2 separate regions of the Homo sapiens genome follow, and region 2 is linked to region 1. The links are chromatin loops, found by intact Hi-C in ENCODE. Cell type or tissue: tibial artery. All regions are shown on one strand. Links, peaks and the distances in the headings refer to the core of each region. The heading gives the core; the rest is flanking DNA.

Region 1 (5,376 bases), core at 152-5,151:
CTCAGTCACTGGCTCAAGGCCTCGACTGTATCATGATGCCTAAGGGACCTTCTTTGGCTAATGCTTGTGCCTCTGCAGTGGTGAAAACTTTACCTGCCAAAGGCTTTATCCCTTTACAGAATGAACTTAGAGGGAGTCTGCCAAGGGCAGGCTCTGATTGGCTGATCATCCTAAGAAGCTCATGGCTGTTGTGCCCTGACAGCAGGGCACACCATACATGATTTGACAGCTGCCATGCTAACACAAGCCCTCATTTTCCTGAAATGATTTAGAAATACCTTGGAAATCCTCTCGGGAAAATTGGGTTGATACAGTACAGTGATGAGTTGGCAGCATGCATTTCTTTTTAGTCAGCGAGAATTTCATCTGTGCTCCTCTCTGCCAACCCAGACGTGCTCAGCTTGGAGCTGATAAGGCTTGTGAGGATGGTGAAGTTGGTCCTTCCCAGCATTTCCTGGCTGTTGTTTCACCATCCTGCTGCTTCAGGGTGGCCTTGTGCTGTGTCACACCTCCCTGGACCCGTAGTGATGGCTATTTCAAGTTGAGTGCAAATATCCTTCGTAGGACAGAATACATATGTATTAAAGCAGAGTTGGAAAGAATGCATATTTTGGTAAAATTAATCCTGTGTTTTCTGTCATAAATTGAAAACTTATTTCTGGAGGTTGGGAATAGGCTGAGTTGAAAATTGTGGTACAAGAATGGAAGAAATGTTTTCTGTTAGCCTAGCCCACTGCATGTACTTTTAGAACACTCTGTCGTCTTTCTTTTTGGCCCTCCTCCAGTTTATAGTAATTTCTCCGTAGTAATCCCTTGAATCTCATCTGTCGTTCCCAGAACACATCCCCTTCCCTTGTAACTTTGGATGCATAGTTGTAATTTTCAGTAACCTATGCAGTCAGAATTAAGAACATCAGAATAGCAACATCGGTTGAAGTTTATGATTCATTGAGAGTTCCATAGTCTTCTTATTGAGGTGATTAATTCAAAGTGAGGAGAGATAGTGATGGAATTCAAGTCAGGGATTGGGTGTACAGGTGTAGTTTAAAAGGCTCCACCCACGCCCACACCCCCGCCACCCCCCATCACTACCACCACCAGATGAGCCCAGATAGGCTCACTGCTCTAGGTAACCTGTAAAAGTCACAAACAGTACTAAAGGTTTGAGATTTGAAAGAATAATTGACCCTTTTGGCAGCTTGTGTCTTTACCGTCTCAAAAGAGTACATTTCATAGGACTACAACCATTGTGTGTGAGAGACAGAATCTGCCAAGTCATACACATTGGGCAGAAATTTCTTAAATCTGAGATTGCTATTTTTAGAAAGTTAGAGTTCTTGCTTTCTTAAATTCTATTAATTAGGGGTAGACTTAGTTAAGAGTCTGTGTCTTAACAGTGCCCAGTGAGTTAGCAGTGTTTGCTCTCCTTTGGGAAGCCATACTGTGGTCCAGAGCAGCCATCTGGCCAGTGTGGGCAGGAATTGCTCTGCAGCTTGAATGGGGTGAGAGCCAGCGTGCACTAGGGCCCGCCTTGGAGATGCACCCCTGTGCTTTATTTTTCTCTCAGTGTCTTACATGCCTAAGAAAGAGCACATGACCCTGAACTAAATAAATTCATACTGACCCTTTCCATTTAATGTTCCCCTCCAAATTCACCTGCCCCAGACTTGACTTTGGCTATTTCTGAAGTAAACGGTCATGGTTGCTTTTGATTTTTTCTGTAGTGTATGTGCCTTATCACTAAAGGGGCTGTGAAAAGTTGCAGCATTTGGGGCACAGAGATTTATGTTTGGGACCCATGCAAATATTTGTACTGTGAGCCTAAAAATATTTTTGGTTTTTCTTTCGTTTTGGAGAGTAACTTCAGCAATGCTGTAAACCCAGAGGACTCTGTAGGTTATTACTAGTACTGAGATGACCTTAGGCATTCATGGAGAGGGTTTGCTCCCAGCACATTGCTCGTTATTAACCTCTCGGTAATCCTGTGGGCTCTGAGCCTGAACTCACGCAGCATTCTCATAACTCTTCCTTTCAGACCACACCTGTGACAATGCAGGTTGGAGAAGGTCAGCAGGTGCAGATTGTCCAGGCTCAGCCACAGGGTCAAGCCCAACAGGCCCAGAGTGGCACTGGACAGACCATGCAGGTGATGCAGCAGATCATCACTAACACAGGAGAGATCCAGCAGATCCCGGTGAGTCCTGCCCTGAGGTCTGTCTTTACAACTTTATAGAAGGAAATACTTAAAGATATATATACCTTGATATATATATGTATATCTCTATATATACCTTGATATGTATATCTATAGCTATATATATACCTTGATATATATATCTATAGCTATATATATACCTTGATATATATATGTATGTCTCTATATATACCTTGATATGTATATCTATAGCTATATATATACCTTGATATATATATCTGTAGCTATATATATACCTTGATATATATATAGAGATATATATCACACGCATGCATAATCCTTTTTTTCTTTTTAGGAGACAGGTCTTGCTGTGTCACTCAGACTGATGAAGTGCAGTGGCTTGATCTCAGCTCACTGCAGCTTCCGCCTCCCAGGTTCAAGCGATTCTCCTGCCTCAGCCTCCCGAGTAGCTGGGATTATAGGCACGTGCCACTATGCCCGGCTGATTTTTGTATTTTTAGTAGAGATGGGGTTTCACAGTGTTGGCCAGGCTGGTCTCTAACTCCTAACCTCAGGTGATCCGCCCGCCTCGGCCTCCCAAAGTGCTGGGATTACAGGCATGAGCCATCACGCCCAGCCCTCAGTACTTATTTATATATATGCGTGTGTGTGTTTGTTTTGTTTTTAACCTATATGCCCAGTGTTCCTGACCACAACTTGCTTCACTGTGTTTGTTCCCTGCTTTCCTTTAATCTAGGTTCAGGTTCACCACGATTGGGCGGCTTCTCTCGATTTCCCCTCATTCTACCTATGCAGGGAAATCATTGTAACCACTACCCATGCCAAGGCCCAAAGGCCCTGTGAGGCAGTCCTGTATTTGATTAGCAGAGGATAAGAGGGAGGCGTATAGGGAAGGCCATAAATACACTTGTTGCATATTCATGAGTCAGTTCCCAGTGGAGCCTGCAGCAAAGTGTATTTTTGGCTTTCATATAACTTATCTATTCCTTTACTGTGGACTGCTGCTTCCTGTGTGCCTTGAGGGATTTCATTTCTTAGATTTGTTGGCTTTTTTATTTGTACTCCTTTTGTAAAATGTGTCCTTGTCTTAACACTTGCAGTCTTTACATTGGTCATTTTGACCCCCCAAAACTGGAAAGTGAGTGAAACAGAGCAGTCCTTCTATTCCCTGCCCTTTGCCATTTTTGTCATAAATGAAACGTAGGCAGGTATAGAAACTCACGTAGACTTGGTTAACCACTTCCTCTGTGAAAATAACTCTAAAAGTATCCTGAGATCAGTTTAGGAATTGTTCTTCATCTGAAGTTAACATAGTAATAGGCCAAGAGAAAGCTTAGGAAAGTGGAGTGTGTATGTCTCTTTCTCTACCTCTCTCACGTGTGCTTACGATACCCAGGATTGCAGATGACTGAGCTCTGCCTTGCTTCATTGTTTCAGTCCTCAACCCCAAGATTTCTGTTGAATGGTTCTCATTTTTGCAAGCGAAGGCACCACCACAGGTTCATTTAAGACAGAGAAGAGTTCCACCTTGCAGATACTTTAACTCTCTGGGGCACAGAGCTTTAGCCCAGAAGATTTGTTGCAGAATTCACTACTTCATCTTCACTGGCTCAGGCACCTTCTGTAGGAGTCTTCATTTCCAGACTCTTTAGGCAGCTCATTGGAATGTTCCTAATAGTGATGAGCTTCAGGAAGGAAACTTTATTTCCCTTTCAAAAACCCAGAGCTTATTTTCTCTGTAATTAATGTAAAAAAGCTATGAGGGTCCCCAGACCTGTCCTGCTGTAGAGGAATGAGGGACGGATCATCACCAAATGTCTTAACCTAGGCCAAAAAGGAAAGCTTCTTGCTTTGTTGAAGAGCTGCTTGGAACCATTTGGCTCACAGCTTTTCAGTCACATTTGGGTTTCTGCAAAGAGCTCTTCCCAGCTAGAAAATTTTAACATCCCTGTAGCTGTCAGTATACCTTCTCCCACTCCTGGGACAAGGCTTTAGTTTTTCATCTTGTGATCCCTGGCTGGAGTTCTGGGGACTCCTGGAACTAGCCACCATCAGTCTCTGTAGATGAGGTTTTCCAAACTTCTGCCCAGCTGCCTTCCTCCCCACAAGCAACTTAACATTGTTGCCAGGAAGCTGCATTATAGGATTTAGGTGGGGAATTCAGGCTTGGCACCACAGCCTCCCAGCAGCTTCTCTTGGCATATTCTCAGGAAAGAAATGACTGCAGGTCCTAATACTCTTGCCCTGTCTCCTTTGAACCAGATTTTTAATGGGTTTAGATTGGGTGTCCCTCCATCTTGCCTCAAGTGGGCAATTCTGGAATGGTCTACCGTGAACTTGAGAGGTCGTTTTTTCTCGGTAGTTCAAATTCTGTGAGGCTGGAAGTCTCAGAGAAGCATTTTGATTGAACACTGCGTGCAGGAATGCAGCTTCATCCCATTAGCATTTTCCTCATGGAAGAGTCCTGCAGTGAAGTTAGCTCTTGAAGGCCAGAGGGAAATTTGCTCCAGAGCAGAGGCAATACTTGCCTGTTAGCCACAAGAAGCTTCCCCTTGCAACAAAGGCAGGCTGGGCAGCCAGGGCAGGTGGTTTCTGGACCCCGCAGATAGAGACCTAGTCTATCCATGCTCCCAGAACCCCTTTCATTTCCTCTAAATTGAGGGTGTGAATGTCTGCAGTCCTCCTCTGCTGACCATCATCTTTGCTGAGCTACAGTTCTCTGATGTGGTAACCGCCTTGGTCCTCTTTTCATCCCCAGCTCAAAACACTAATACTTTCATGGTACACTGGAGCATTAAGAGCCTGAGTTAAGGCTTTTAGCACACAATTAAATGCAGCATGTGGTATTATTGTATTATCTGAGATTTAATCGTAAGCATGAGAGACTCTAAGGGCGCTTTCGTAGCTTTGGTTTCCCATGATGGGGTTTTCTATGAAAGGTTTATTGATTCTGCTTCCCCTTGGGAGGTGTTTGGCCAGAAGCTAGTGCTGAACACCAAAGATCCTAAAAGCCCCACAGACCCCCATCCAGCCTGGCTCTTGGGGACAGAGATGGTTAAGCAGTCCAGCTTTTGCCTCCAAAATGTGCAGCATGGGGCAGGGCAGTGTGAGGGCTATGATGCGGAATGATGGCTGTTTGCTTTGGGATCCTGGCAGATGCTGGATCTCTTTACAGATGGGAGCGAAAGAGGCCCACACTT
Region 2 (5,376 bases), core at 190-5,189, 87 kb before region 1:
TCACATGGTCCTAGTGATGGTACAGTTTCTGCCTCACTCACATTCACTTTAAGGAAAAGCTGCCCAGACCACAAACCCTGCTGGGGCCACGCTTTAAACCACCTGGCCCCTCCAGCCTCTAGACTTGAGCAGATAGGGCCAGCACCGGAGTCAAGGGTCACCATTTAATATATTAGCTGCTGTCCTCTGACCAATGGTGTATACTATGGTGTGAATGTGTTCCCCAAGGTTCATGTGCTGGAAACTTAATCCCCAAGGCAACAGTGTTGAGAGGAGGGACCTTCAGGAGGTGATTAGGTCATGGGGACTCTGCCATCATAAATAAATTAATGACGATATTGAGGGAGTGGGTTCCTGATAAAAGGATGCATTCAACCCCATTTCTTCTTCTCTCTCTCTTTCTCTCTCCCCTTCTCTCTGTCCCTCTCATGCTGTCTTGCTCTCTTGCCCTTCACCTGCTGCCATGGAATACACAGCAAGAAGGCCCTTGCCAGGTGTGCACCCCTAAACCTTAGACTTACCAGGCTTTAGAGCTGTAAGAAATATATTTCTATACCTTATAAATTACCTAGTTTCAGATATTCTGATATAGCAGCACAAAATGAACTAAGACAACCTAGCACAACAATCTAAGATGGGCTGATTCGAGGCTTTATTGAACCAAGGAAGAGAAAGACATTGTTGTCCCAGGCATGGCGCCTCACACACAAAACCCCAGAACTTCGAGAGGTCAAGGTGGGAGGATCAGTTAAGCCCAGGAGCTCAAGACCAGCCTGGACAACAGTGAGACTTTGTCTCTACGAAAGGAAAAAAAATTTTTTTTAATTAGCCAAGCATGGTGGTGCATGCCTGTATTCTCAGCTACTTTGGAGGCTGAGGTGGGAGGATCATTTGAGCCTGGGAGGCAGAGGTGGCAGTGAGCCAAGATCGTGCCATGCCACTGCACTACAGCCTGGGTGATAGAGTGAGACCCTGTCTCAGGAAAAAAAAAAAAGGAAAGAAATTGTCAGGTGGCAGAAGGAGTTGAAGTAGAGAAGTCAGAGACAGCCAGGTATGGTGGCTCATGCCTGTAATTCCAACCGGTTGGGAGGCTGAGGCAAGTGGATCACTTGAGTCCAGGAATTCATGACCAGCCTAAGCAACATGGCAAAGCCCTGTCTCTACAAAAAATATAAAAATTAGGCTGGGTACGGTGGCTCATGCCTGTAATCCCAGCACTTTGGGAGGTTGAGACAGGAGGATCACCTAAGGTCAGGAGTTCGAGACCAGCCTGGCAAACATGGTGAAACCCTGTCTCTACTAAAAATACAAAAATTAGCCAGTCGTGGTGGTACACACCTGTAATCTCAGCTACTCAGGAGGCTGAGGCAGGAGAATCACTTGAACCTGGGAGGCGGAGGTTGCGGTGAGCTGAGATCGTGCCATTGCACTCCAGCCTGGGAAACAAGAGTGAAACTCCATCTCAAAAAAAAAAAAAAAAAAAATTAGCCAGGCATAGTGACACATGCCTGTAGTCCCAGCTACTTGGGAGGCTGAGGCAGGAAGATTGTTTGAGCCCAGGATGCAGAGGTTGCAGTGAGTGATGATCGTGGCACTGTACTCCAGCCTGGGTGACAGAGCAAGACCCTGTCAAAAAAAAAAAGTCATAGACAAGTAGGTCTTGGCCAGGAAAGCCATGTGCAGGCCCAGAGAAGTAGGATCAGAGACCAAGAGAAGGCAGAAGCCTGACTGTAGGTAGAGGGGGAAGGAGCAATCCTATCCAGTGATGAGGAGTGGTGAGAAGATAGAGAATAAATAGACCAGTGAGTCCTAGACCTCTATCCTTCATCCTGCCTTTCAGTTCCAGTCTTTACAAGAAACTCCTTTGTACTTGAGCTAAATTGGGTGGGCTTCTGCAGCCCAATGAGCCTGACTCTACTGTGTTATCTTGGCAAGTCCCTGCCCCTCTCTGAGCCTCGGTCTGACTAGATTGTCTCTAAAGTCCTCTCCAGGTCAGTGTTCTTTCTGAACACTGTGTAGAGGGGATGGTTTTTAGGTTGTTGGCACCTGAGTTCAGTATTAGTTACAGAGTGCCCCTGACATCCTGGCTCCCAAAATAGCGTGGTGGCTGGTTAAAGAGCCTGTTAGAGGATCCAACACCCACCTGGCTTTGAACCTGAGACCCGCTGATACAATTCGACTCCTCCTTCGATTGTATCTTTTGTTGGATCACAAAGGAACTGAGGAACCAGGGCTGGTGTTTCTCCAGTGTCTTTTGGCTCCTGAATGCCCTACGTACCCCCTTAATACTTTTCTGGACCCACTTCAGCATTTCAGAGGATTTCAGTGCCAAATCTGCTCTAAAAAAAAGTGCCACTCCAGGAAGAATTTGAACAAAAAAAGTTTCCTTCTTTGGTATTAAGATTTCCTGCCTTCCAGCTGTTTGGCTCTGAGCCTGTGCCCTGCCTTCATCCTCCTAAGCTAACAACTATGTTGATAATAATACTCCCTTGCTTTTGTATGGTGTTTTGCACTTTTCAGAGCATTTTAACACTTATCATCTTACTTGATGAAAAAAACTCAGGCAGGATGGACAAGAAGGAGAGGCAGAGGATAATACCTGGATAATATCTATCACTTCTCCCATTCCCTCTACCCCCTTAGGACAATTTATTTTCAAATAATGTAAAATAAATTATTCCTATGCCTTTTTTAAAAACAGGTGGAATTTTTTTTTTTTTTTGAGATAGAGTCTCTCTCTGTCACCCAGGCTGGAGTGCAGTGGTGCAATCTCAGCTCACTGCAACCTCTGCCTCCCAGGTTCAAGTGATTTTCCTGCCTCAACAACCTGAATAGCTGGGATCACAGGTGTGCACCACCATGCCCAGCTAATTTTTTAAAAATTATTTTTAGTAGAAATGGGGTTTCACCATGTTGGCCAGGCTGGTCTCGAACTCCTGACCTCAGGTGATCTGCCCGCCTCAGCCTCCCAGAGTGCTGGGATTACAGGTGTGAGCCACCGTGCCGGCCTAATATAAGGTGGAAATATTGAGATTGAACTTGATTAAGTGACTTGCCCAAGGTCACAAAGCAGGTTGATGGCTCAGTAGGATCTATAAGGCTTACAATCAAGGATCACACTTGGCCGGGTGCGGTGGCTCATGCCTGTAATCCCAGCACTTTGGGAGGCCAAGGCAGGCGGATCACGAGGTCAGGAGATCGAGACCATCCTGGCTAACACGGTGAAACCCCGTCTTCACTAAAAATACAAAAAATTAGCCAGGCATGGTGGCGGGCGCCCGTAGTCCCAGCTACTTGGGAGGCTGAGGCAGGAGAATGGCGTGAACCCAGGAGGCGGAGCTTGCAGTGAGCTGAGATCACACCACTGCACTCCAGCCTGGGTGACAGAGCGAGATTACATCTCAAAAAATAATAAATAAATAAATAATTAATTAAAAAAAAAGGATCACACTTAATGTTTATAGTCATTTTCTCAAGACCTGCCCAACCCTATTTTGCACACTGCTAGCCAAGGCAAGGGACCTTGAAGAAAAGTCGTGTTCTTGACATGTATGCCCCTTTGGTGCCTGCAGGGATCATTCATAATCTTAACCTGTACCCTCTACAGAGACTTAGCTGTCCCACAGTGGCTTGCGAAGCACCAGGAGGTCACAGAAGTAAGCTAGGTTGGATGTAATGTTTTCAATACTGTTCCTTGGGTAATGGCAAGAATAAATTCTGTTGGAAAACACTGTTTTCTTGTTTTTCTTATGGAACACTTGGCAGAAGACAGAAAAGGTTGAGAACCATCAGTCTATCCCTCCCTCAGTATCTCTAAAAAAAAGGAAGCAGGGCCAGGTGCGGTGGCTTATGCCTGTAATCCCAGCACTTTGGGAGGCCAAGGCGGGTGGATCACTTGAGGTCAGGAGTTCAAGACTGTCCTGGCCCACATGGTGAAACCCCGTCTCTACTAAAAATACAAAAATTAGCTTGGTGTAGTGGCGCACGCCTGTAATCCCAGCTACCTGGGAGGCTGAGGCAGGAAAATCGCTTGAACCTGGTAGGTGGAGGTTGCGGTGAGCTGAGATTGCACCACTGTGCTCCATCCTGGGTGACAGAGTGAGACTCCATCTCAAACAAACAAACAAAAAAAGGAAGGTAATAGTCTCTTTCTCTCCTCCCTCCCTAAACTCTACTCTGCAGCAAGGACATCCTTCCCCGGCCCCTCTGTTTTGGGCCTCCTTGCCAACTGTGCTCATTGCTGCATTCCCACCTGGTCATTCCAGAGCCCATCCCTCTCAGCCACAACATGGAGTCAAGTTATCTTGGGAGGCAAGCAGTAAGCTCTCCATAACACAGTTCTAATAGCTGGGGACAGGTGAGGAAGCAGAAGGGAGTAGCAGCTTTCCCTGTGCTTGCTCCAGAGTCGGCGCTCACCCCTTGCCCAGTGCCTCAGCTGAAAGCTTAGCGGGCAGCTCTTATGGTACCACCCAGCACAACAACTGTAGATGCACAGCTGGGAAGTTAGTAATTGCAGTTAGCTCATCTGATGGCCAGAGGAACGCTGTGTCAGTCTGGGTGAAGACAAGAAAACAAGTGATTGGAATTTCAAACAGAGGGAATTGGTGTCAGAGAACTGGTTAGAAATCTGTTAGAAAGCCTGAAGGAGCAAAGCTGGTAAAGTTGGGTAGACTAGAGATTAATAGATGCAAGAAGTTCTAACACTCCAAGACCTGGAGAATCAAAAGGGAAAGTGTCGCTAGACCCCAAAGTGCACTTGTTGCTAACACTACTGAAGCACTGCTTTTGCAATTATGCTAACAGAACTGCCAGAGGTCACTGGGGCCTGCAGCTACCCAACTGCTGCCCCTCCATACCACCAACACTGCTGGAGCCTGGCAAGGAACCCACTACCACCACTGCTGGAAAGGCTGAAGGTCTCCAAGCCCATAACTACCAGCTGCTGCCAGAGCCTCCAGCAGAAGCAGAGAGAACAATGGCTTCACCTCTCCTCCCACCATCCCCTCCCCAGGCACACAATTTCCCACCTGTACTTCCCATTGACCAAATATGACAGGAAGCCAGCTGGCAAGAAGTGTCTGGGGAATGTAGTTTTCAGGGTCCAGAGTGGGAAAGATAGAGTGGAGCTCAAAGCAAATAGGCAAATGACTAGTGCAAATACTATTGAACCTTTCAGCTAATGTGGGTACCTTAAAGGCCATATGTATTGGACATTAGTTGAAACATTCAATAGTATTTGCACTCGTCATCTGCTTTATTTCTCCATTTTTCCCTTTCTATTTAACAATAGGCCCTGATTTCCTTTCCAGGATTCATGTATTTTCAGGAAGGTAACTTCCTTGGGTAGAGCAGGGCTGAGCCAAATCAGGGGACTCA

The links. Hi-C counts contacts between places; a loop is a spot of excess contacts. Peaks named below come from ENCODE experiments on the same cell type or tissue, not always from the same donor. Only the 100,000 strongest peaks of a DNase experiment are listed, where the experiment ranks them.
Region 2: it touches region 1 in a loop (4-fold over the local background); 1 of 110 quality-filtered maps calls a loop at or near these places.

The regions. Positions count from the first base shown.
Region 1 is chr1:40,760,853-40,766,228 of GRCh38, forward strand. NFYC (nuclear transcription factor Y subunit gamma) reads left to right here. Exons shown (of 10, transcript NM_014223.5): 7 at 2,036-2,194. Among named protein-coding and RNA genes, the nearest start is that of MIR30C1, 6.3 kb to the left of the region's middle. RefSeq lists enhancers at 3,412-3,461, 3,562-3,661. In tibial artery, for the core only: no CTCF peak of the experiment used is centred there; a DNase peak (open chromatin) is centred at 2,999.
Region 2 is chr1:40,674,295-40,679,670 of GRCh38, forward strand. It overlaps a transcript of RIMS3 not described here. Among named protein-coding and RNA genes, the nearest start is that of RIMS3, 11 kb to the left of the region's middle. In tibial artery, for the core only: no CTCF peak of the experiment used is centred there; no DNase peak of the experiment used is centred there.